Linked DNA regions of Homo sapiens: region 1 is linked to region 2. A link is a loop called in an ENCODE intact Hi-C map of the cell type or tissue named here. Cell type or tissue: Calu3. All regions are shown on one strand. Links, peaks and the distances in the headings refer to the core of each region. The heading gives the core; the rest is flanking DNA. Region 1 overlaps SPON1 (spondin 1). Region 2 has its middle 12 kb from the start of LINC02548.

The links. A loop is a pair of places that touch in the nucleus more often than their neighbours do. Peaks named below come from ENCODE experiments on the same cell type or tissue, not always from the same donor. Only the 100,000 strongest peaks of a DNase experiment are listed, where the experiment ranks them.
Region 1: it touches region 2 in a loop (2.9-fold over the local background); 5 of 110 quality-filtered maps call a loop at or near these places.

The regions. Positions count from the first base shown.
Region 1 is chr11:14,039,595-14,042,519 of GRCh38, forward strand. It overlaps SPON1 (spondin 1), which reads left to right. Exons shown (of 16, transcript NM_006108.4): 3 at 1,927-2,060. Among named protein-coding and RNA genes, the nearest start is that of SPON1, 78 kb to the left of the region's middle. In Calu3, for the core only: CTCF peaks have their summits at 1,640 and 1,871; no DNase peak of the experiment used is centred there.
Region 2 is chr11:13,771,030-13,773,954 of GRCh38, forward strand. No RefSeq gene overlaps it. Among named protein-coding and RNA genes, the nearest start is that of LINC02548, 12 kb to the right of the region's middle. In Calu3, for the core only: a CTCF peak has its summit at 1,609 (motif pointing right); a DNase peak (open chromatin) is centred at 1,622.

The DNA.
Region 1 (2,925 bases), core at 165-2,664, 270 kb after region 2:
AATGGATTGAAGACCTAAATGTGAAAGGGAAAATTATAAAGCTAATGAAAGAAAATATTGGAGAATATCTATATGATCTCAGTTTCTTTAGGCAAGATCATAAAAGTGCAAGCCATAGGAGATAAGTTGATGAATTTGACTAGAAGAAAGTTATTTCTGCTAAATGAAGAATTCCAAAGGTAAGACTAACCTCTGGGTGCCAGAAAGGAAAAGATATTTGTAGATGTTGAGGTATTCATGTCTAGAAAATCCCCCAAAACAGCAAGAAAAAGACAATAGAATCCACTGGCAAAGATTTTGAATAGACAATTTGCAGAAAGGCAAACCTGATAAATTTGTGAAGATGATCAAATGTAGTAACATTAAAATAAGATACTACATTATAAGCATCAGATTGGAAACAGTTAGAAAATCCAGTAATAACAAGTACTGGTGAGGATATGGAGGAAATTAGGAACACTAGTACATGGCTGATAGAATAAAAGGTATAGCTATTCTGCAGTACTTAGTGAAATTAATATGACTATACCCACAACTTAGCAATCCTACTACATTATCAATCTTGCTGAGAAACTCTGATCACAAGTACAGCAGCATGAGGTTCTTCATTACATCAATATTTGTGGAGACAAGGAACTGGAAGTCAACTAAGTGCCCCTCACTGGAAGAATGGTTACATAAAATGTGATCTATGCATGCAATGGAATACTAGGCAACAGTCATAAACAAATTACATTTACATGTAGTAACAATGATATAGCTCAAAAGTGTAAAGTTGAATGAAAGAACCATTAAAACACAAAACAATTCTAAATAACACACACACACTCAGAACAACACAAATACTTAGGAGTGAATGCTAAGTAGAGGAGGAAAAATGGAAGTAGGATAAAAAGTATAAAGATAAAAAGTAATAGAAAATGGTCTTTGCTTTGTCCAGTGATAAAATTATATGATAAACTATGGAGTTTGAGGTACTTCATTCCTTTTGTCTGTTGTCCTAAAAAGAAAAGGAATTTTTAAAAGTAAAATAAATACAATATAGGTATAATAATTTAATAAGATTGTGTTTTGAAGATTAAGTCAGATAAAGCACTTAACTTAGTGCCTAGAACATATTAAACACTCAATGAATGTTATCTAGTAATGCTATCAACACTATTCATGATACAGCTACTACCAATCTATTGGAGTTGGCACTTAAAACCAATTGGATTTAGATTACTTTCTCCCAAAAGATCCTTTCAGGTCTAATATACTATAGTTCTGCAAGAGGGATAGGGAAATACCACAGGAGGCCCAGAAGCAACAGGCAGGAGAAGAGATGGAACATCCTTGGGGAATGGGAAAGGCTACCATCTTGTTTGTAGCATCATAGGAAACTTTGATGGTTAATTTGGGAGAATACTGATTAGTAAATACAATGCACAGATTAAGGAAGTAGGAACTGCGCTAGTAAAAAGTGCTATGAAGCTGGGATACTTTATATACTTTGCTATACTTCCTCCAAAAGGGTGTTTTAACATTTTAAGTTATAAAATTGTAGCTGAGTTATGAAGTTTTGCTATGCAGTGTTTGATTTGGATTACCCCTCCCCCATCCTCCTTCTTCCCCAAAGTGGGACACAGGTCGTTCTATTGAAATAAGCAAGATCATCACCTAGTGGTTAATTCCTCAAAGTGCTGACACAAGATTTGGTCCCAGAGAGCAAAGATGTGCCCAGTCTGCGTCCTCATACAATGTTAATTCATTCAACAAGCGTTGACTGGGACTTTATGCCAAGCACTATTCTGGTGCCTGGGGATACAGAGTTGCTAACATAAAATGATAAGTTTAAAAATAAAGTTAAGGAAGTACCAACTTAGAAGCTTAAGCGCCCTCTCAAAATGATGTTGCATGTATTTATTTCCCACTGGTTTTCCGTAGATCATAGACGAAGAAGAAACTCAGTTTATGAGCAATTGCCCTGTTGCAGTCACTGAAAGCACTCCACGGAGGAGGACCCGGATCCAGGTGTTTTGGATAGCACCACCAGCGGGAACAGGCTGCGTGATTCTGAAGTAAGTAAACATGGAATCCTTCCCTGCAGTTTATCAAAGACTTTGTGGTGTGATTGCAGGGAAAAAAAAAAAAGTTCTTTACTGAGCATCAGAAAGTTGCATCATCTCTCTGCCCTCCCTTATCTGAATTCTCAATAGCACCATAGACTATCATTGGTGAAGTGTTCCATAAAGATTCATTTGCTAGAATCTCTATTTTCATCAAATAGGATGATTCTCCTGGCCACCCTGTCCTACCAGAGATAATTATATTAGGGCTGGTTAAGAAAAATTACAAACCAGGTGAAGATAATCTTTGACTTTTTCCACCTGGAATTTAACACTTTTTCTTTTCTCGGAACATACAGCACCTAGAATCCTTAAACACTGCTTAGGCTGCCCCGAGACCCACATGTGACCTCCATTAGCCCTGAGCTCCACTTTATGATGCTATCTTCTTCTTTGCCCATCAAAATGGCCCTCTGGTGCCACTTCCTATCTGGCCTCCTGACCTCCTTTCAGTGAGTTATAATAGGTGATAAAAGGTATTAACCAGCCAAAGGAGTTTTCCTCTGGAAGGTAGCATTATCTCAAACCTGTTTCTCCAAACTTATGTGCCACAGAATGATGGTTTGGGAAATGGAAATAGATGGGCAGGAAAATGATTTCTGTGGTCAAATGTTTGCAAAATGCTGTGTACTAGATACCCTTCTTACAGATTCATAATACTAGCATAATGAAGGTTTTGCAAAGTCCTGGCGAAAAAAAAAAATCTGTTTAATTTGGTTTCACCCAGTATTTATGGTGACATCTATTAACATTCACAGTTTGGTGAAACATAGGCATAATCTATTTTAAATAGGTTTGAAGTCCTATATGGAATGAT
Region 2 (2,925 bases), core at 254-2,753:
ACAGGGACATGTGTGAACCTGACATTGAGGCATAGGGAGACAGGCCGGAAAGGGAAGCAGAGCTGATAGAATTCATCCTTTTAGCGGGGGTTAGTGTTAAGATGTATGCTGGAGAAGCATCCCACGCTCAGTCTGTTTTGCTATAACACTTGTGTGTTTGTGTGTGATTTTAACATAAATTAGCTCAAATGGGGTTGATGTATGGTGGAACAATGTCAGTAAAATGGGATATTACACTGGTTCATCTATGATGTTCCCAGCCAGTCAGCATTTTGCACAGGCAAATGTCAGAAGACAAAGGCGGAAGGCACAAACAGCTGAATGCAGCAGGCTGATAAGGGAAGCAGTGTGGTCCACAGTTCTCATTTGCTTCAAGTCTCTCTGACCTTAGGCGAGCCATAATCTCTGGCTCAGGAGTGCCCAGGGCTCAGTTCTCCCTGATCCTGTGCAGTTTTTTTCCTTATTTTCATGACTCAGAAGACTATGAGTTCTCTTATATTGCCTTTCATCAAATTACCCAACCTTTCTTTCTTTTTCTTCTTTTTTGAGACAGTCTCGCTCTGTCACCCAGGATGGAGTGCAGTGGCACGATCTCAGCTCACTGCAACCTCCGCCTCCTGGGTTCAAGTGATTCTCCTGCCTCAGCCTCCAGAGTAGCTGATACAGGCTTGCACCACCACGCCTGGCTAATTTTTGTATTTTCAGTAGAGATGGGGTTTCAGCATGTTGGCCAGGCTGGTCTTGAACTCCTGACCTCAAGAGATCTGCCTGCCTCAGCTTTCCAAAGTGCTAGGATTACAGGCGTGAGCCACCATGCCTGGCCTTTCTTCTTTTTTAAGGCAAAGTCCTTTATTTCATGTAGAATTTATTTATTAAGCACTGAGTGAGCATACTCTTTAAACTGTGCTGGTATTTTAATTAAGATGTTATTACCTTTGTTAATGTTCTGGTTGCAAAGCTGCATATGTTTTGAATTGTCTGCCTCAATCCTATTTTCCCTACAAGTCTTAATTATTTTTAGTTTGCAATTTTATAGAAAGGATGTTTCTCTTTTCCCATCAGAAATATACATATTTGATTACTGCAGAAGTACCTGCATTTTCTTTATAGGCAGAGTGATAGCCATAGATGTGCTGACTCTGGACCAGGTTGCTTTGATTTTCAATCATTTCTTTGCTTTTATAGAGTATCGATAAAGTTCAACCTGACTTCTTATAACTTTCTTGTCTAATATTTAAATATAAAGAACACATACCTGATTCCCAGGTCCTACGCTAAACCCAGAAGCCTGTCTGGAATCCTGAATCAGATTTTCAACCTGGGAGACCTAGCACATGCCATGCCTCTCAGCATCCAGGAGGGGCCTTTAAGCAACACCATGTACACCAACAAGGCAGCATAAGCAGGTGCTACACACTGTAAAGGAGGCGGGATGCAAGCAGCTGGAAAATCATGGTACAAAAAAAAACACCCAATGTCTGCAAATTGGGTAACTCTCATTAGCCCTAAAAAGCTCATTTTCATGGTTAACTAGTTAAGCAGCTGATTAAAGGCACAAGACTATTTAGGCACCTGCTTATTTGTTCATTTTCTTTTAAACTTTGGACAGGAGATGGCGCTCTTGAATGTAATTTGGCAGAGGATCACTCAGCATTAGCGCTACAAGGACAAATTCAGCACCTGCAAATACTTCCTTCTTAAACTGAGAAAATGATTTGGATTTTCTGAGGGGGAGAAGAATGCAATTTTAAAACCAGCTAGAAGTTGAGTGGCTAAGAACATAATAGCACCACCTGTCATTTTTAATTTGGATTTAAAAATTCAATTAATGCTGATTAGTGGTGGGGACAGGTGCAGCCCCAATGCTGTGATGTTAAACGAGGAAGTAATAATATTTTGAAGTTGAAAAAGTCATTTGAGGAGGAACCAGTTTTAGAGCTTACCATAATAGAATAAAGACAGGTTGGTACACTGGAGTGTGGTAGACCTGGATTTAAATCTTGGAGACAAATGCCAAATATATCAGCTTACACCTTCCAGATGTGCCTTAGCAGGTTATCTGAGCCCCTTATAAAGCCACTATGCCCAGAACTGAGTAATGAGGGAGGAGGTCTTAAAAACCAAAGAATTTACATCTTCAAATACTGCGTTTTAGCAGTTTCCACCTGTATTTGAAGAGCTAGTTCTAGAATGCGGTGGCTTGAGGTCTGAATCTTACATGGAGATGTCGGGGCCAAGAGAGTGGAATCCTAAAATAGAATTATAGCAAACACTTATTGATGGCTCACGGCATGCCAAGCTCCACAGGAGGTGCTCTGAATGTGTTCTCTTTTTTAATCTTTATAGCAACATCAGGAGGTGGTTACTTTTATTATCCTGTTTTACAGATGAGGTAACAGAGGCTTAAAAGGGCTAAATTACATGCCCAAGGTCAGAGAGGTAGTAAATATTAGAGCTAATAAATTATTCATCTGGTTGTAGAACCCACACCATTAATTACTATGCTGTACTTAAAACCTTCTGAGGGCTTTCGAAGCCATGGAATAAAGGCCAGACCCCTTAGCCTGACACTCAAGGTCTTTTATGAATCAATTTCAAGCAAGAGTAGATCAGAGAAATGGCAGTGCTATTATCTGAGGCCATGCTAAGGCAGTGACCACTGATCATCATTACCAAAATTGTTCTGGAGCAGGCACCCACAATATGTGAATGTTTATTCATAATTTACAGGTCCTATTGTCAATCCATACATTAAAAATTATTAGACCTTAATTTATTTCTAATTTTAAATAAATTAGATAAATAAATAAATAAATAATGTCTAATAGTTCCCTCCTTCACTCCATCAAAGGTCTTTCTTATCTGTTGCTGTGTACACTCTGGAAATCATTGGTTTAAGGTAAGGCCAGCTCTATCTAGTTCTCT